Regions from separate parts of the Homo sapiens genome. Here region 1 is linked to region 2. Evidence: read pairs that join two places in POLR2A ChIA-PET (ENCODE). Cell type or tissue: K562. All regions are shown on one strand. Links, peaks and the distances in the headings refer to the core of each region. The heading gives the core; the rest is flanking DNA.

Region 1 (10,246 bases), core at 3,421-8,420, 160 kb after region 2:
AACCCTATCCTTAGGAAGCTCCCAGTTTAGGGGCTTTTTAACTGGGATATCTATCCTTACCTCATCCACAGGTTTATATGACCCTATGATTCTCTCAGAGGTAGTGACAGTGTCTTATTCATCATGTGTCAGGTACTTACATAATATCTATACCACACAGCAGGAACTAAATACATCTTTGCTATAATGAATATGTAAGGCCGGGTGCGGTGGCTCACACCTGTAATCCTAGCACTTTGGGAGACAGAGGTGGGCAGATCACATGAAGCCAAGAATTGGAGACTAGCCTGGGGAACATGGTGAAACCCCGTCTCTACTAAAAATACAAAAATGAGCTGGGCGTGGTGGTGCCCGCCTGTAGTCCCAGCTACTCGGGAGGCTGAGGCAGGAGAAAAAAAAAGAATAAGTAGTTTAATGGATTAACTATGTATCAGAGTTCTTGCAGGGACTAAGTGGAAAACTGACCGTATATAGATTATATACTGATAAACAGTCCTTATCCTCTTTAGCCCATCAACAGGATTTGTTTTTTTGGTATTTTTTTAGACAGAGTCTTGCTCTATCACCCAGGCTGGAGTGCAGTGGCACTATTTTGGCTCACTGCAATCTCTGCCTCCTGGGTTCAAGCGATTCTCCTGCCTCAGCTTCCCAACTAGGTGGGACTACAGATGCACGCCACCATGCCTGGCTGATTTTTTTTATTTTTAGTAGAGATGGGGTTTCACCGTGTTAGCCAGGATGGTCTCGATCTCCTGACCTCGTGATCCGCCCGCCTCAGCCTCCCAAAGTGCTGGGATTACAGGCGTGAGCCACCGAGCAACAGGATTTAAAATCACTGAACTTCTTGAAACACTTTTTTATTTTGATTTACAGAATACCACATTTGGCTCTGTAGCTGGTTTTCCTCCTCACTTCCTGGTTGTTTCTTCTCAGTCTCTTGTGGGTTCTTTCTCATTTCTATGAACTGTAAATGTTGGAGTACCCCATGGTTCATTCCTGGGACTTCTCTTTTTCTAGCTCTGCTGTCTCCCTTGGGAACTTCATCTGGTTTCAATGCTTTAAAAACTAACTATGGCCAGGTGTGGTGACTCACACATGTAATTCCAGCACTTTGGGAGGCCAAGGCGGGCAGATCCCTTAAGTCCTGGAGTCTGAGACCAGCCTGGCCAATATGGCAAAACATCATCTCTAAAATAACAAAAAAAAATTAGCTGGGCATGGTGGTGCACGCCTGTGGTCCCAGTTACTCAGGCTGAGTGGGGAGGATCACTTGAGAGCCTGGGAGACAGAGGTGGACCCTGCCTCCAAAAAATCCCAAACCAAACAAAACCAAAACTAGCTATATGCTGCCGACTCCCAGAGTTTTATCTTCAGCCTTTCCTCTGAATTACAAATCCATATAACCAACTGACTGCTTGACATCTCCACCTGTAAGCCTAATAGGCTCCTTAAACTCAGTTTGTCCAAAACTGAGTTCCTGATATACCTCCCAAACCATTTCCCCTACACTTTACCCTATCTCAATTAATGACAACTTCATTCTTGTGGTTGCTTAAGCCAGAAACTTTGGTGTAATTTTTTATTCTTTTTCTCATATATACCATCCCATCTGCTCTCATCACTTTAACTTCAAAACATATCCTGGATTCAGCCTGCTCTCGTCACTTTCACTACCGTCATCCCTTGCTTGTATTACCGTAACAGCCCCTAAGTGGACTGCCTGCTTCTGCCCTTGTACCCCTGATGTCCTGTTCAAATGTAAGTCAGATCAATTTTTTTTTTTTTTTTGAGACGGAATTTCCCTCTTGTTGCCCAGGCTGGAGCGCAATGGCACCATCTCAGCTCACTGCAACCTCCGCTTCCCAGGTTCAAGTGATTCTCCTGCCTCAGGCTCCCAAGTAGCTGGGATTACAGGCGCATGCCACCACGCCCAGCTAATTTTTTGTATTTTTAGTAGAAGCAGTTTCACCATGTTAGCCAGGCTGGTCTCGAACTCTCGACCTCAGGTGATACGCCTGCCTTGGCCTCCCAAAGTGCTGGGATTACAGGCATGCGCCCAGCCTAGTCAGATCAATTATATCACTTTTCTGCTGAAAACCCTCTAATGGCCCCCAGTGTGGAGTAAAAGCTGAGATCCTCACCATGACTGATGAGACCCTACATAAAATGCTGCTATTACGTCCCCTACTTGTCTCCAACTACTCTCCACCCCCAACTCCAGCTGAGCCTCCTTGATGTTCCTAGATGTACCAGGTACCTTGCGACTTTGCATCTTTGCAGTTGCTGATCCTCCTCCCTATAGTACTTTTCTTCCATATAAATGCATATAGCTCCCTCACTTCCTTCAGGTCTTTATTCAAAAGCCACCTAATCTAAAATTTCTATCCTGCTGCTAACATTTCATATTACCCTTCCCTGTTTTATTTTTCTTCTAACATTTACTGTTATCTAACATGTCATATATTTTACCTATTTATCTTGTTTATTGTCTGTCTCACCCACTAAAATATAAGCTCCTCAAGGGCAGGGATTTAATCTAATTTATTTGGTTCCCTATTATATCCCCAGCATGAAAAACAGTGACTGGCACAGAATAGACATTCCATCAATATCTGCTTAATGAATGAATGCACCCTGAAGTACATATTAAAATTAAAATTTAAGTAGAGATGTTTAAAATTGGTGATATAGTTACTCCTTTTCTATGGGAACACATCTCTGAAATAATACAGTGGAAAAATAATACAATATATCAAAGTTTGAGAGCAATAGTTCTATGAATTTAATTTGTAAAAAGAAAACTAGCATTTATTAGCTTTTATTGACCATAGGCAAATTATTCACAGTAATTTTAACTTCAGAATTGCACATGTCCTGAGCACAACTCTGTGGCCATTGCCTTCTAGCAGTATTTTATGTGCACTCATAGATTACAAACTGAAACCAACGTCAGCCTATCATTAGATAAAATGTACCCTATATCCCAATGTATCATCTGTGGTTTATGTGTTTTCTAGGCCAAGACAGTATCTTTGGAATAAGAAATACCTAGATGTGCTGGGCGCGGTAGCTCATGCCTGTAATCCCAGCACTTTGGGAGGCTGAGGCAGGTGGATCACCTGAGGTCAAGAGTTTGAGACCAGCCTGACCAATATGATGAAACCCTGTTTCCACTAAAAACACAAAAATTAGCCAGGCATGGTGGCTGGTGCTTGTAGTCCCAGCTACTCCGGAGGCTGAGACAGGAGAATTGTTTGAACCTGGGAGGCAGAGGTGGCAGTAAGCCGAGATCGTGCCATTGCACTCCAGTCTGGGTGACACAGCAAGACTCTGTCTCAAAAACAAAAAAAAAACAACATAGATGTGCCGGGCGCGGTGGCTCACACCTGTAATCCCAGCACTTTGGGAGGCTGAGGAGGGTGGATCACGAGGTCAGGAGATTGAGACCATCCTGGCTAACTTGGTGAAACCCCGTCTTTACTGAAAACACAAAACATTAGCTGGGCATGGTGGTGGGCGCCTGTAGTACCAGCTACTCGGGAGGCTGAGGCAGGAGAATGGCGTGAACCTGGGAGGCAGAGCTTGAAGTGGGCCAAGATCGTGCCACTGCACTCCAGCCTGGGCGACAGAGCAAGACTCCGTCTCAAACAAAACAAAACAAAACATAGATGTAAATCTTGGCTTCACCACTTTCCCAGCTTGGTAACTTTGGCTAAATGACCTAATCTGAGTGCAGAGTGCAGTTTTCTCACATATAAATGTAGATAATATCCATTTCATGAGAGACTTGGGAAGACTGTAGCATGCCTAACACAAAATATGCACCCGGTAAATATTGCTACCCTTCAACCCCCAACTATAACAGATAATTAGCTCTATATCGTCTACAAAAACATTTTTTTTCTAGGTCTGGTTGCTCCACAAGGGCCACTCACTCATCAGCGTGGGGTCCCCAGAACATTCAGAATGGAGTTATAAAATTATAAGCAGTTGAGACACTCAGTACATGCAGTTTACTGACTGACTGACTTAGCTTAGGTTGTGTGCCACTCACCTAAATAGCCTTGAGTCTTTTTCTGTAGTGCAGTGACTGGGCAGTCTTTATGAGCTAACAGTAGCTGTTTCAACTGGGCCACCTCATTGCGTAGTAATGTGACTTCATTCTGAGGAGGGAGGGAAGAAAAGAGTATCAAGAAAATTCATCCTCTACTCTTGCACCCTCAGTGGCTGTTCCCAAAGGAAGGACAGAATATTGCCTCGATTTTCTCCCCTGAATTGGGACAAGACTCCTGATCCAGCAAGGCTTCACAGAGCCCAGGGCCAGTATAGTCATGAATTCAATGACAGGAGTTGCTTACAGTGAAAAGTCAGGATTTATAATAGAAACATTACTCCTGTTTAAGATAAATATGATTCTACTGAAATTAGTAATACACATGCTCTTTGACTAAGAAAGCCTACTTCTAGGAATCTACATAACAGAACTGTTTACTCAGGTGCATGCAATGTTCATTGCAACATTGTTCTAGCAAAAAATTAGAGCAGTATCAATATCCATACCTTATAACATCACTACACTACAGAATATACTACTATACAGCTATTAAAAAGAATGAGGTAGATCTCCCATATCCATGGCTAGATCTCCAGGAAACACTGTTAACCTGCTTATGTTAAAACAAGCACACAACCCCTCCAGCCCTACACAAGAACTATAAATAAAAAATATTTAGGAATATGAATCTGTCTGGAAGGTACATACTGAATGTATCTACAGGAAAGAGAACGGGACTAGAAAAGGCAGATTAAAGAGGGACTTTGTTTCTATTCTGTACATTTGTGTGTATATTTTATAATAGAAATGTATTTATATATTGCTTTTTAAATTTAATATTTTAATAATCAGAAGGAAAAATAACATTCAAGAGAAGGTATGGATTATAGATTATAATTATTCTATTTGTGCTTGTAGCACTTTTTTCTTTCTCTCTTTTATTAAGCTGCATTATCTAGGGCAAACACATTTCCCTTTTGGTTTTCATGACCCCAGTCAGATTCTACAGATGATTTAAAAGAGCACCCTGGGGTGCTTAATCTAATTCCTTCATCCAAATGCGTTTAAGGATGACTCTAATAGGAGATTTGGGGGTAGATGGTGAGTGTCTTCACCAATACCTATGAAAGAGATTTCAACTCTGACCGTTAAGAGATTCTTCATGGGACAACTAGATCTGTCCTAATTAGAGAATTACCATCTTCTATCAAATTGTACCACTTTTTTCTGATTCCATCCCACTTTCTGGATTTTCAACAATTCCAATAAGCATCCAGGACCCACTCACACTCAGCTGAATGTTCTGAGAAGTGAGTTCTTCGGCCTTCTTCTCTAGGGAGGACACCCACAGCTTTCGCTTTTGGCGGCAGCGGGAGGCTGCAGCCCGGTTGCGCTCCAGAAAGCGCTGCCGTCGCTCATCTGGATCTTCATCTACTGTGCGCCGCCGTCGCCCCCCAGTACTAGGGGTGGGCTGAGCTGGTGAGACCTGGTGCCCAGGAAGGAAGAGAGGTTACTTGATGGGAACATTAATCCTTTCCAAATCACACCTGATGTTAGGTAGAGTAGTAAGATCTGGTAAAAGGATATACCAGCCTCTGGTAACCACAGCAAGTCTCATTACTATGTCCCCAAGCTTCCCTTTTGTAGGAGTCCTCAATTTTGCCTCCTATTTCCTTCCAGTCTTCTCAGTCTCATACTTAGACAAACTACAGTTCATTTGGAAACTCTGATTATTTATAAGACAGACAGACAAATGAAACCACGGTTACTTTTTGTTTCTTAACAATACGGAATCTTGACCGGCACAGTGGCTCGCGCCTGTAATCCCAGCACTTTGGGAGGCCGAGGCGGGCAGATCACCTGAGGTCAGGAATTCAAGACCAGCCTGGCTAACATGGTGAAACCTCATCTCTACTAAAAATACAAAATTAGCCGGGTATGGTGGCGTATGCCTGTAATCCCAGCTACTTGGGAGGCTGAGGCAGGAGAATTGCTTGAGTCCAGGAGGCGGAGGTTGCAGTGAGCTGAGATCATGCCATTGCACTCCAGCCTGGGCAACAAGAGCGAAACTCCGTCTCACAAAACAAAACAAAACAAAAAGGGAATCTTATAGGCAGGGAAATCAGAATTGGGGGAGGATTTTAGGGGAACTTTTAGGGAGACTGTGAAATAAAAAAGTTTGAGAATCACTGATTTGGACAAGTGATATGTACAAACAATTACATACTATTACAGGTTTCAGAAATGGAGACAAATGTTCTTATCCATTTCACTGACAGTGACATATGAGTTATTATGGGGAGATATAGATAAGTGTATTATTTTTATTTATAATCAGTTATTAATCATACTGAAGAACCCCCTTTTGTTTATAAACAAAAAATGTTTAATCCCTTTACAAATTGGTGATATAGGACTGTCTTGTTTTTAAAGTTCAAGCTGAAGTTCCTTGTCACTAAAGCATTTTTGGATCATCCCTTTCTGTTAGTTGGGATGCACTTGGAGAAGAAAGACCAATTTTATAATAGAAGCCAAAAATTTCTTAAAATGTAGAAAGGTCAACCATCTGTAGAAAAAAGTTCAGCCTTGAACACAGGCTTGAGCTGCAAAGGTCCACTTACATGCAGATTTAAAAAAATAAGTTATACCGACCAGCTGGGCATGGTGGCTCATGCCTGTAATCCCAGCACTTTGGGAGGCTGAGGCAGGCGGATCACTTGAGATCGGGAGTTTGATATCAGCCTGACCAACATGGAGAAACCCCATCTCTACTAAAAATATAAAGTTAGCCAGGCATGGTGGCGCATGCCTGTAATCCCAGCTACTTGGGAGGCTGAGGCAGGAGAATTGCTTGAACCTGAGGTAGAGGGTGCAGTGAGCTGAGATTGAGCCACTGCACTCCAGCCTGGATAACAAGAGTGAAACTCGGTCTCAAAAAAAAAAAAAAAAAAGTTATACCAAGTGTACCTGCTTCTCCGGCCCCCCTTCCAACTTCTCCACCTCTTCTGCTTCTGCTACCCCTGAGACAGCAAGACCAAGCCCTCCTCCTCCTCCTCCTCCTCCTCAATGCGAAGATGATGAGGAGGATGAAGACTTTTATGATACTCCACTTCTATTTTAATGAATAGTAAATATATTGTCTCTTCCTTATGATTTTCTTAATATTTTCTTTTCTCTAGCATCCTTTATTGTAGGAATACAGTAGATAATACATATAACATACAAAATGTGTGTTAAAACAACTCTATGTTATTAGGATGGCTTCTGGTCATCCTAATACTTTGGGATGGCTTCTGGTAATATTAGGATGGCTTCTGGTAATCCCAATACTTTGGGAGGCCGAGGCAGGTGGATCACCTGAGGTCAGGAGTTCGAGACCAGCCTGGCCAACATGGCAAAACCCCGTCTCTACTAAAAATACAAAAATTAGCCAGGTGTGGTGGCAGGCGCCTGTAATCCCAGCTACTTGGGAGGCTGAGATAGAAGAATTGCTTGAACCTGGCAGGGGGAGGTTGCAGTGAGCTGAGATTGCACCACTCTACTCCAGCCTGGGCGACAGAGCAACACTCGGTCTCTAAAAAAGTAAAAAATAAAAAAGTTGGGCCGGGCGCCGTGGCTCACGCCTGTAATCCCAGCACTTTGGGAGGCCAAGGCGGGTGGATCACCTGAGGTCAGAAGTTCAAGACCAGCCTGGCCAACATGGTGAAACCCCGTCTCTACTAAAAATACAAAAATTAGCTGGGCATGGTGGCGCATGCCTGTAATTCCAGCTACTCGGGAGGCTGAGGCAGGAGAATCGGTTGAACCTGGGAGGTGGAGGTTGCAGTGAGCCGAGATTGCGCCACTGCACTCCAGCCTGGGCAACAGAGCGAGACCCTGTCTCAAAAAAATAAAATAAAATAAAAAAATTAAAAAGTTACATGTGAGGCCAGGCGCAGTGGCTTATGCCTGTAATCCCAGCACTTTGGGAGGCCGAGGTTGGGAGGATCACTGGAGCCCAGGAGTTAGAGACCAGTCTGGGCAACATAGTGAGATCCGTTTCTACAAATAAATAAAATTAGCTGGGCATGGTGATGCATTCCTGTCATTCCAGCTTCTTAGGAGGCTCTAGTGGGAGGATCATTTGAGCCCAGAAGGTTGAGGCTGCAAGTGAGCCATGACTGTCCCATTGCACTCCAGCCTGGGCAACAGAGCAAGAACCTGACTCAAAAACAAATAAAAAAAAGATGCTGGGCATGGTGGTTCATGCCTGTAATCCCAACACTTTGGGAGGCCGAGGCAGGTGGTCACTTGAGGCCATGAGTTCAAGACTAGCCTGGCCAACATGGTGAAATCCCACCTCTACTAAAAATATAAAAATCAGCTGGGCGTGGTGGTGCACACCTGTAATCCTGGCTACTTGGGAGGTGGAGGCATGGCTTAGACCAGGATGGAGGTTGCAGTGAGCCAAGATCACACCACTGCACTCCAGCCAGAGTGACAGAGTGAGACTCTGACAAAAAAAAAAGAATCTTGTACTCTACTCTAGGCCCTACTGAATTATATTCTCCATTAATATAGATAATTAAGAAATGATTTTTTTTTGAGATGGAGTCTTGCTGTGTCACCCAGGCTGGAGTGCAGTGGTGCAATCTTGGCTCACTGTAACCTCCACCTCCCAGGTTCAAGCAATTCTCCTGCCTCAGTCTCCTGAGTAGCTGGGACTACAGGCGCCTGCCACCATGCCTGGCTAATTTTTTATATTTTTAGTAGAGACAGGGTTTCACCGTGTTAGCCAGGATGGTCTTGATCTCCTAACCTTGGGATCCACCCGCCTCAGCCTCCCAAAGTGCTGGGATTACAGATGTGAGCCACCCTGCCCGGCCAAGAAATAATTTTTTAAAATTCAGACTAATATTATCTCTCCCAAAATAAAAAAATGGAGAAGAAATTTCCAACTCAATTTAATGAACTAGAGGCCTTGGTTCACTGTTTCTCATTGTATAAGAAATTTACAGTAATTCTCCTGAGAATTTCGGCTTCCTCTTTATCTTTAGCTGACTGGAGCACATGTAAAGATTAGTCCTTTATGGCCAGGTGCAGTAGTTCATGCCTGTAATCCCAGCACTTTGGGAGGCCAAGGCGGGTGGATTGCCGGACCTCAGGAGTTTGAGACCAGCCTGGGCAACACGGTGAAACCCCGTCTCTACTAAAATACAAAAAATTGGCTGGGTGTGGTGGCTCACGCCTGTAATCCCAGCACTTTGGGAGGCTGAGGCGAGTGGATCACCTGAGGTCAGGAGTTCGAGACCAGCCTGGCCAACATGGTGAAACCCCGTCTCTACTGAAAATACAAAAATTAGCTGGGCATGATAGTGGTTGCCTGTAATCCCAGCTACTCAGGAGGCTGAGGCAGGAAAATCGCTTGAACCAGGGAGGCGGAGGTTGCAGTGAGCCGAGATCGTGCCACTGCACTCTAGCCTGGGTGACAGAGCGAGACTCCATCTTAAAAAAAAAAGAAAAGAAAAGAAAACAAAAGAAAAGAAAAAATTAGTTCTTTAGGAGAATAGGGGAAAGGAAAGGTTCCTATTCTGTCATAGGCATTTCAGTAAGTCATGCAGGGAATGGAGGTGAAAGACTAGGCCAAGAGAAACGGGAAGAACGACAAGGAAAGGAATCAGTGTTGATTAAAAAGGAAGCTGGGGCTGGGCATGGTGGCTAGGGCCTATAATCGCAGCACTTTGGGAGGCTGAGGCGGGAGGACTGCTTGAGTCCAGGAGTATGAGACTAGCCTGGGCAACATGGCGAGTCTCCATCTCTTTTAAAATTATATATATATAAAAAGAGGAAGCTGGACATGCTTTACCATGTTCAGGACTGGCTTCAGGTACAGTAACTCATGACCAGCCTGGGCAACATAGTGAGACCCTGTCTCTAATATTATTTATTTAGTTATTTATTTAAGACGGAGTTTCACTCTTGTTGCCCAGGCTGGAGTGCAATGGTGCGATCTCGGCTCACCGCAACCTCCGCCTCCCGGGTTCAAGCGATTCTCATGCCTCGGCCTCCTGAGTAGCTGGGATTACAGGCGTGCGCCACCACGCCTGGCTAATTTTTGTATTTTTTTTAGTAGAGATGGGGTTTCACCATGTTGGTCAGTCTGGTCTCGAACTCCTGACCTTGTGATCCGCCCACCTCGGCCTCCCAAAGTGC
Region 2 (10,246 bases), core at 3,605-8,604:
AGGGGCCAGGCACAGTGGCTCATGCCTATAATCCCAGCACTTTGGTAGGCCGAGGCGGGTGGATCATGATGTAAAGAGATTGAGACCATCCTGGACTCCATCTCAATTAAAAAAAAAAAAAAATTAGCTGAGCGTGGTGGCAGGCAACAAGAACAAAACTCCTGTCAAAAAACAAAACAAAACAACAACAACACCTGCAGCGTGTGTAGAATTTAAAAAAAGACAATCCATAGGGAGAAAATATTTGTCATATTTTAAACAAATAATTAATATCTAATACACATAACAAGCTTCTTTAAGTCAAACAATGCAATACAAAAATATAGCCTGAGCCAGGCGCGGTGGCTCACGCCTGTAATTCCAGCATTTTGGGAGGCCGAGGTCGGTTGATCACTTGAGGTTGGTAGTTCAAGACCAGCCTGACCAACATGGAGAAACCCTGTCTCTACTAAAAAATATAAAATTAGACGGGCATGGTGGCACATGCCTCTAATCCCAGATGCTCGGGAGGCTGAGGCAGGAGAATCACTTGAACCTGTGAGGCAGAGGTTGCTGAGCCGAGATTGCACCATTGCACTCCAGCCTGGGCAACAAGAGTGAAACTCCATCTCAAAAAAAAAAATGTAGGCTGAGCACAGACCCTGTCTCTACAAAAAATAAAAACAGTTGGCTGGGCACTCGCAGTGGCTCATGTCTGTAATCTCAGCACTTTGGGAGGCCAAGGCAGAAATATCATGAGTCCAGGAGTTTGAGTCCAGCTTGGGCAACGTATTGGGACTCCATCTCTAGAAAAAATTTTAAAAATTAGCTGGGTGTGGTAGTCTGCGCCTGTAGTCCCAGCTACTTAGGAAGTTGAGAGAGAAAGATCACTTGAGCCCAGGAGGTGGAGGCTGCAGTGAACCATGACTGTACCACTGCATTCCAGCCTGGATGACACCTAAGACCCTGTCTCAAAAATTTATTTTAAGGTTGGGCAAGGTGGCTTATGCCTATAATCCCAGCACGTTGGGAGGCCAAGGCAGGAGGATCCCTTCAGCCCAGGAGTTCAAAACCAGCCTGGAAAACATAGTGGGACCTTTTCTCTACAAAAAAAAAAAAATTAGCCTGGTATGGTGACAGGCACCCATGGTCCCAGCTACTTGGGAGGCTGAGGCAAGAGGATTGCTTGAGCCCAGGAGGTGGAGGCTGCAATGAGCTGAGATCCCGTGACTGCACTCCAGGCTGGGTGACAGTGAGACCGTATCTCAAAAACAAAAACAAACAAATTATTTATTTTTGTTTGTTTTTGTTTTTATTTATTTTTTGTTTTGTTTCTGTTTTAAGACAAAAGCCCTGTCGCCCATGCTAAAGTACAGTGGTACAATCTGGGCTCACTGCAACCTCTGTCTCCCAAATTCAAGCGACCCTCCCACATCAGCCTCTGGAGTGGCTTGGGACTTCAGGTGTGCAGCACCATGCCCAGTTAAAAAAAAAAATTTCTTTTTAATAAAAATAAAAATATGGCCGGGCTCAGTGGCTCATGTTTGTAAGCATAGCACTTTGGAAGGCCAAGGCAGGTGGAATGATTGAGCCCAGGAGTTCAAGACCAGCCTGGTAACATGGCAAAACCTCTTCTCTACAAAAAATACCGATGATTGAGCCACTGCACTCCAGCCTGGGCGACAGAGTGAGACCCTGTCACAGAAATAACTGAAATTCACGCCTGTAATCCCAGCACTTTGGGAGGTCGAGGCGGGCGGATCATGAGGTCAAGAGATCAAGATCATCCTGGCCAACATGGTGAAACCCCGTCTCTCCTAAAAATACAAAAATTAGCTGGGCATGGTGGTGCACGCCTGTAATCCCAGCTACTTGGGAGGCTGAGGCAGGAGAATTGCTTGAACCCGGGAGGTGGAGATTGCAGTGAGCCAAGATCATGCCACTACATTCCAACCTGGTGACAGAGCAAGACTCTGTTTCAAAAAGAAAAAAAAAAAGAAAAGAATTTGTTGGGCACGGGGGCTCATGCCTATAATCCCAGCACTTTGGGAGGCCGTCCAGGCAGATCACAAGGTCAGGAGTTTGAGACCAGCCTGGCCAATATGGTAAAACCCCGTCTCTACTAAAAATACAAAAATTAGCCAGGTGTGGTGGTGAGCGCCTGTAGTCCCAGCTACTCGGGAGTCTGAGGCAGAAGAATCACTTGAACCCGGGACGGGGAGGTTGCAGTGAGGCGAGATCATGCCACTGCACTCCAGCCTGGGCAACAGAGCTAGACATTGTCTTAAAAAAATAAATAAATAGGCTGGGTGTGGTGGCTCATGCCTGTAATCCCAGCACTTTGGGAGGCCAAGGCGGGCGGATCACAAGGTCAAGAGATTGAGACCATCCTGGCCAATGTGGTGAAACCCCGTCTCTACTAAAAACACAAAAATTAGCTGGGCATGGTGGCACACGCCTATAGTCCCAGCTACTCAGGAGGTTGAAGCAGGAGAATCACTTGAACCCAGGAGGCGGAGATTGCAGTGAGCCGAGATCACATCACTGCACTCCAGCCTGGCGACAGAGCGAGACTCCATCTCAAAATAAATAAATAAATAAATAAATAAATAAATAAATAAATAAGCTTGGATGTGAACCTTGACCTGTGGCTCCACCACCCAGATTCACTTCACTCCACTGTGTGTTTTTTATTTTTTTATTTTTTTGAGACGGAGTCTCACTCTGTCGCCAGGTTGGAGTGCAGTGGCACGATCTCAGCTCACTGAAACCTCCACCTCCCATGTTCAATCGATTCTCTTGCCTCAGCCTCCCAAGTAGCTGGGATTACAGGTACCCACCACCACTCCCAGCTAATTTTTGTATTTTTAATGGAGATGGGGTTTCGCTATGTTGGCCAGGCTGGTCTCGAACTCCTGACCTCAGGTGATCCACCCACCTCGGCCTCTCAAAGTGCTGGGATTACAGGCATAAGCCACCTTGTCAAGCCTCCACTGTGTGTATAAAGGTACAGACTAGTAAGTGCAACAAAGTGTTAACAGCTGCATGCTTAAAGACAGTAGAGGTTGCAATGGGGGCTCCTGGAGTAGTGTGGCCAATTCAAAAAGAAAAGGGATGTTTTTGGAAAGGACTCCAGAGCTGAAGCTTAATCTAAGACTTGAAAGGTGAGTTCTTCCCAGCACTTTGGGAGGCTGAGGTGGGCAGATCACCTGAGGTCGGGAGTTCGAGACTAGCCTGACCAACATGGAGAAACCCCGTCTCTACTAAAAATACAAAATTTATCAGCCGGGTGCAGTGGCTTACGCCTGTAATCCCAGCACTTTGGGAGGCTGAGGTGGGTGGATCACGAGGTCAGAAGATCGAGAATATCCTGGCTAACCGATGAAACCCCGTCTCTACTAAAAATACAAAAAAATTAGCCGGGTATGGTGGCAGGTGCCTGTAGTCCCAGCTACTCGGGAGGCTGAGGCAGGAGAATGGCACGAACCCAGGAGGTGGAGCTTGCAGTGAGCTGAGATCGCGCCACTGCACTCCAGCCTGGGCTACAGAGCGAAACTCCACCTCAAAGAAAAAAAAAAAAAGAAAAAAAAAAGGTGAGTTCTTGACCTACAGGAGAAGGGCACTCCAGAAGGGCAACCTGTGTGTGTATCAGTGCAATGTCACAGAGGAAGGTACTTGGTCTTTTTTTTTTTTTTTTAAGAGATGGAGTCTCACTCTGTTGCCAGGCTCGAGTGCAGTGGTGCTATCTCAGCTCACTGCAACCTCTGCCTTTCGGGTTCAAGCAATTCCCCTGCCTCAGCCTCCCGAGTAGCTGGGACTACAGGTGTGTACCACCATGCCCGGCTAATTTTTTGTATATTTAGTAGAGACAGGGTTTCACCATGTTGGCCAGGATGGTCTCGACCTCCTGACTTCATGATCCACCCGCCTTGGCCTCTCAAAGTGCTAGGATTACAGGCGTGAGCCACCGCACCCGGCTGGCACTTGGCCTATTTTGTGACTGATAAGTAGTTGAGTGGGCATGACTAAGAATTCTTCTCACACCTCTAGGTGACAGGTAGGGCCTGGAAAGACTTTTATTTTTATTTATTTATTTTTGAGACCAGAGTCTTGCTCTGTTGCCCAGGCTGGAGCGCAGTGGTGCAATCTCAGCTCACTGCAACCTCCGCCTCCCAGGTTCAAGCAATTCTCCTGCCTCGGCCTCCTGAGTAGCTGGGACTACAGGTTCCTGCCACCACGCCTGGCTAATTTTTGTATTTTTAGTAGAGACGGGGTTTCACCATATTGGCTAGGCTGGTCTCAAACTCTTGACCTTGTGATCTGCCTGCCTCAGCCTCCCAAAGTGCTGGGATTACAGGCGTGAGCCACGGCACCCAGCCAAAAGATTTTATTTGTTTGTTTGTTTGTTTGTTTTGTTTTGAAGACAGAGTCTAGCTCTATCCCCCAGGGTGGAGTGCAGTGGCACAATCTCACCTCACTGCAACCACCGCCCCCTGGGTTCAAGGGATTCTCCTGCCTCAGCCTCCCCAGTAGCTGGGATTACAGGCACCCGCCACCACGCCCGGCTAATTTTTGTATTTTTAGCAGAGACAGGGTTTCACCATGTTGACTGGGCTGGTCTCGAACTCCTGACCTCAAGTGATCTGCCCGCCCTGGTCTCACAAAGTGTTGGGATTACAGGTGTCAGCCACTGCACCCGATCTTGATTTCATGTATACCATATGATGAAGTCTATGTTCAGGTGTTCAGTAAGAGTCCCTGAGGCCACAATATGGTGCCTATTTTGATGAAGATCAACCGGGAGACAAGGAATCTGTTAAATGCATGTATAGTAGCAATGCAAGTAAGCAATGAGGGGGTTGGGGCTTGTGGATAACTAAAGCAGTGACTAGAGGTACGGAGAGAGTGGAAGAGTTGGGTCTGAAAGATATTCGTGGAATAAAATGGATGGAACTTTTTTTTCTTTTCTCTTTTTTTTTTTTTTGAGACGGAGTCTCACTCTGTCACCCAGGCTGGAGTGCAGTGGCACGATCTTGGCTCACTGCAAGCTCTGCCTCCCGGGTTCCTGCCATTCTCCTGCCTCAGCCTCCCGAATAGCTGGGACTACAGGTGCCTGCCACCACACCCAGCTAATTTTTTTTTTTTTTTTTAAGACAGAGTCTCAGTCTGTCACCCAGGCTTGAGTGCAGTGGCGTGATCTCAGCTGACTGCAACCTCTGCTGCCCAGGTTCAAGCAATTCTCCTGCCTCAGTCTCCTGAGTAGCTGAGATTACGGGCAACTGCCACTGCATCCGGCTCATTTTTGTATTTTTAGTAGAGATGGGGTTTTACCATATTGGTCAGGCTAGTCTTGAACTCCTGACCTCATGATCCACCCGCCTCGGCCTCCCAAATTGCTGGGATTACAGGCGTGAGCCACCGCGCCCGGCCGCCGGCTAAATTTTTTGTATTTTTAGTAGAGACAGGGTTTCACTGCATTAGCCAGGATGGTCTCGATCTGACCTTGTGATCCGCCTGCCTCGGCCTCCCAAAGTGCTGGGATTACAGGCATGAGCCACTGCGCCTGGCCTCCTTTTTCTTTTTTAGACAAAGTCTCACTCACTGTTGCCCAGGCTGGAGTGCAGGGGCGCCATCTCAGCTCACTGCAACCTCCACCTCCCCGTTCAGCGATTCTCCTGCCTCAGCCTCCTGAGTAGCTGGAACTACGGGCACATGCCACCACGCCTTGCTAATTTTTGTATTTTTATTATGGACAAGGTTTCACCATGTTGCCCAGGCTAGTCTCTAACCCCTTGGCTCAAGTGATCTGCCTGCCTTGGCCTCTCAAAGTGCTGGAATTACAGGCATGAGCCACCACGCCCAGCCTTCTTTTATTTTATTATTTTGTTTTATTTTAAATTGATGAGATTTGATGACTAATTACATATCAAATCTCATTCCATATCCCCTGTGACAGGGGATGATGAAAGTTTGAGAGGGAGAGAGTAGAAGTTTGTTGGGGAGTAAACTAGACAGAAGTTCCCTGAAAAAGGGATAACTTGTGTATGTATGTCCTTCATTGCAAGTAGGACAGTATATTATAATAACCTGTGTATGCATCTGCTTCCTCTAGCAGGCCATGAGTCAGGGCCATATCTCATCCCCCTCATCTTTCCCAGTGTCTAGCACACTGTCTTGCACACAGCATGTTCAACACTGATGAAAGAACATCAGTAAAGAGTGGCCTTAGTCTGGGGTGGGAGTAAGAAGAGCAGAGAATGGTGGGGGTGTAAATAATCACACGAGTTGGAAGATAGGAAGTTCTCCAGGCTACTCCCTCCCTCCTCAGCCTTAGTCAAAAGTCTGACCCATGGAGGATTGCTCAATTTTCTCTGAGTCCTTTCCTTCTCTGGACTAGCCACACAGTGTGATAGATGCTGATTAGCTGGGACATGGATGTCTTCAGTATGAGGGAGAAGGTCTCACCCAAATTCTACTACTACTGCCCAGAAACCATCCTATTTTTTTTTTTTTTTTTTTTTTTTGAGATGTAGTTTCACCATTGTTGCCCAGGCTGGAGTGCAATGGCACAATCTCGGCTCACCGCAACCTCTGCCTCCCGGGTTCAAGTGATTCTCCTGCCTCAGCCTCCTGTGTAGCTGGGATTACAGGTGCCTGACACCATGCCCAGCTAACTTTTTGTGTTTTTAGTAGAGGCGGGGTGTCACCATGTTGGTCAGGCTGGTTTCAAACTCCTGACCTCAGATGATTCACCTGCCTTGGCCTCCCAAAGTGCTGGGATTACAGGCGTGAGCCACCGCGCCCAGGCCAGAAACTGATTCTAAAAAGGCACTGTGTGGGAGAAGCTCGGACTTCTACTTCCCTTCTCTAAACCACTAAGCCTTGAGATATATGGCAAAAGGTGACATGTCCTTGGCCCTGTGCCACAGGCTCATTTGGCAAGGGGAAAAGAGAAAAAAGCAGCTGAGAAAGTGCTGAACTCCAGCAAAAAGGAAAGGAGGCCATGGGCCTGAGGCTTGTGATGTGAAAGGAGAAAGGAGCCAGTGGGGATTTGTACTGTTACGATTATTATTATTTAATTTAAAAATTCTGGGCCGGGCACGGTGGCTCACGCTTGTAATCCCAGCACTTTGGGAGGCCGAAGCAGGTGGATCACGAGGTCAGGAGATCCAGACCATCCTGGCTAACACGTTGAAACCCGGTCTCTACAAAAAATACAAAAAATTAGCCGGGCGCGACGGCGGGCGCCTGTAGTCCCAGCTACTCCGGAGGCTGAGGCAGGAGAATGGCGTGAACCCGGGAGGCGGAGCTTGCAGTGAGCCGAGATCACGCCACTGCACTCCAGCCTGGGCTAAAGAGAGAGATTCCGTCTCAAAAAAAAAAAAAAATTTGGCTAGGCGTGGTGGCTCAGACCTGTAATCCCAGCACTTTGGGAGGCTGAGGCAGAAAGATGGCTTGAGCCCAGGAGTGCATGGCTGTAGTGAGCTATGATCATGACACTGCACTCTGGCCTGGGTGACAGAACGAGACTGTCTTAAAAATTTTTTTAAATGGGTTGGGCGCGGTAGCCGACGCCTGTAATCCTAGCACTCTGGGAGGCCGAGGCTGGCAGATTGCCTGCGCTCAGGAGTTCAAAACCAGCCTGGGCAACACAGTGAAACCCTATCTCTACTAAAATACAAAAAATTAGCCGGGCGTGGTGGCATGCACATGTAGTCCCAGCTACTAGGGAGGCTGAGGCACGAGAATTGCTTGAACCCAGGAGATGGAGGTTGCAGTGAGCTGAGATCGTGCCACTGCACTCCAGCCTGGGCGACAGAGCAAGACTCATCTCCAAAAAAAGAAAAAAAAAATTGAAAATGGCTGGGTGCAATAGCTCATACCTGTAATCCCAGTACTTTGGGAGGCTGAGGTGGGCGGATTACCTGAGGTCAGGAGTTTGAGACAAGCCTGGTCAACATGGTGAAACCCTATCTCTACAAAAAAATACAAAAATTCACCCAGCATGGTGGTACGCACCTGTAGTTCCAGCTACTCAGGAAGCTGAGGTAGGAGAATGCCTTGAACCTGTGAGGTAGAGGTTGCAGTGAACCGAGATGGTGCCACTGCACTCCAGCCTGGGTGACAGAGTGAAACTCTGCCTCAAAAAATAAAAATTAAGGCCAGGCGCAGTGGCTCACGCCTGTAATCCCAGCACTTTGGGAGGCTGAGGTGGGCGGATCACCTGAGGTCAGGAGTTCGAGACCAGCCTCAACATGGAGAAACCCCCATCTCTAGTAAAAATACAAAATTAGCCGGGCGTGGTGGTGCATGCCTGTAATCCCAGCTACTCGGGAGGCTGAGGCAGGAGAATTGCTTGAACCTGGGAGGCCGAGGTTGCGGTGAGCCGAGATCGCGTCATTGCACTCCAGCCTGGGCAACAAGAACGAAACTCTGTCTCAAAAAAAAAAAAATAAATAAAATAAAATAAAAAATTTAAAAAGTAAATAATAAATAAATAATAAAAAATAAAACTAGGGGCCAGGCGCAGTGGCTCACGCCTGTAATCCCAGCACTTTGGGAGGCTGAGGCAGGTGGATCACGAGGTCAGGAGTTCAAGCCCAGCCTGGCCAAGATGGTGAAACCCCATTTCTACTAAAAATACAAAAATTAGCCAGGTGTGGTGGTGGGTGCCTGTAATCCCAGCTACTAGGGAGGATGAGACAGAGAATTGCTTGAACCCAGGAGGGGGAGGTGGCAGTGAGCCAAGAATGTGCCACTGCACTCCAGCCTGGGTGACAGAGCGAGACTCCGTCTCAAAAAAAAAAAAAATTGAAGTTAAATAAAACTAATACAGTTGGGGCCAGGCATGGCAGTTCACGCCTCTAACTTTAGTACTTTGGGAGGCCAAGGCAGGAGGATATCGAGGCCAGGAGTTGAAGACCAGCCGCAGGGCAACAGAGTCAGACCTCATCTCTACAAAACTTAGAAAAATTAGCCGAGTGCAGCCGGGCGCAGCGGCTCAAGCCTGGAATCCCAGCACTTTGGGAGGCCGAGGTGGGCAGATCACGAAGTCAGGAGATCAAGACCATCCTGGCTAACACAGTGAAACCCCACCTCTATTAAAAATACAAAAAATTAGCCGGGCATGGTGGTGGGTGCCTGTGGTCCCAGCTGCTCAGGAGGCTGAGGCAGGAGAATGGCGTGAACCCGGGAGGTGGAGCTTGCAGTGAGCTGAGATCACGCCACCCCACTCCAGCCTGGGTGACAGAGTGAGACTCCATCTCAAAAAAAGAAAAAGAAAAATTAGCTGAGTGCAGGGGCGAGTGCCTGTAGTCTCAGCTAGTTAGGAGACTGAGGTGTGAGGATCACTTGAGCCCAGAAGTTGGAGGCTGCAGTGAGCTATGATCATGCAACTGCACTCCAGCCTGAGTGACAAAGTGAGATCCTGTCTCAGAAAAAAAAAAAATTGAAAAATTTAACCATTTGTACTGTTAAAAAATCATTTAGGGCTGGCTGGGCGCAGTGGCTCACGCTTGTAATCCCAGCACTTTGGGAGGCCGAGGCGGGTGGATCTCGAGGTCAGGAGTGTGAGACCAGCCTGACCAACATGAAGAAACCCGTCTCTACTAAAAATACAAAATTAGTCAGGTGTGGTGGCACATGCCTGTAATCCCAGCTACTCGGGAGGCTGAGGCAGAAGAATCACTTGAACCCGGGAAGCAGAGGATGCAGTTAACCCAAGGTTGCGCCATTGCACTCCAGCCTGGGCAACAAGAGTGAAACTCCATCTCAAAAAAAAAAAAAGGTGAGTTTTTTTGGTTTTGTTTTGCTTCGTTTTTTGTTTGTTTGTTTGTTTGTTTGTTTTTGAGACAGAGTCTGGCTCTGTCGCCCAGACTGGAGTGCAGTGGCGCGATCTCGGCTCATTGCAAGCTCCGCCTCCCGGGTTCAGGCCATTATCCTGCCTCAGCCTGCCAAGTAGCTGGGACCACGCCCGGCTAATTTTTTTTTGTATTTTTAGTAGAGATGGGGTTTCACCGTGTTAGCCAGGATGGTCTTGATCTCCTGACCTCGTGATCTGCCCGCCTTGGCCTCCCAAAGTGCTGGGATTACAAGTGTGAGCCACCGCACCCGGCCGGTGAGTTCTTGACCTGTGGCAGAAGGGCATTCTAGAAGACCACAACTGTGTGTGTATTAGTGCAATGTCACAGAGGAAGACACTTGGCTTTTTTTTTTTTTAAGACGGAGTTTCACTCTGTCGCCAGGCTTGAGTTCAGTGGCGTGATCT

The links. Peaks named below come from ENCODE experiments on the same cell type or tissue, not always from the same donor. Only the 100,000 strongest peaks of a DNase experiment are listed, where the experiment ranks them.
Region 1: POLR2A ChIA-PET joins it to region 2 with 7 read pairs; 6 of 35 experiments call an interaction of 5 or more read pairs at or near these places.

What each region holds. Positions count from the first base shown.
Region 1 is chr12:53,519,222-53,529,467 of GRCh38, forward strand. ATF7-NPFF (ATF7-NPFF readthrough) reads right to left here. Exons shown (of 15, transcript NR_159377.1): 10 at 5,343-5,540; 11 at 4,055-4,163. ATF7 (activating transcription factor 7) reads right to left here. Exons shown (of 12, transcript NM_006856.3): 10 at 5,343-5,540; 11 at 4,055-4,163. Among named protein-coding and RNA genes, the nearest start is that of ATF7-AS1, 10 kb to the left of the region's middle. In K562, for the core only: no CTCF peak of the experiment used is centred there; no DNase peak of the experiment used is centred there.
Region 2 is chr12:53,359,248-53,369,493 of GRCh38, forward strand. No RefSeq gene overlaps it. Among named protein-coding and RNA genes, the nearest start is that of SP1, 16 kb to the right of the region's middle. In K562, for the core only: no CTCF peak of the experiment used is centred there; DNase peaks (open chromatin) are centred at 6,164 and 6,864; H3K4me3 peaks cover 319 bases.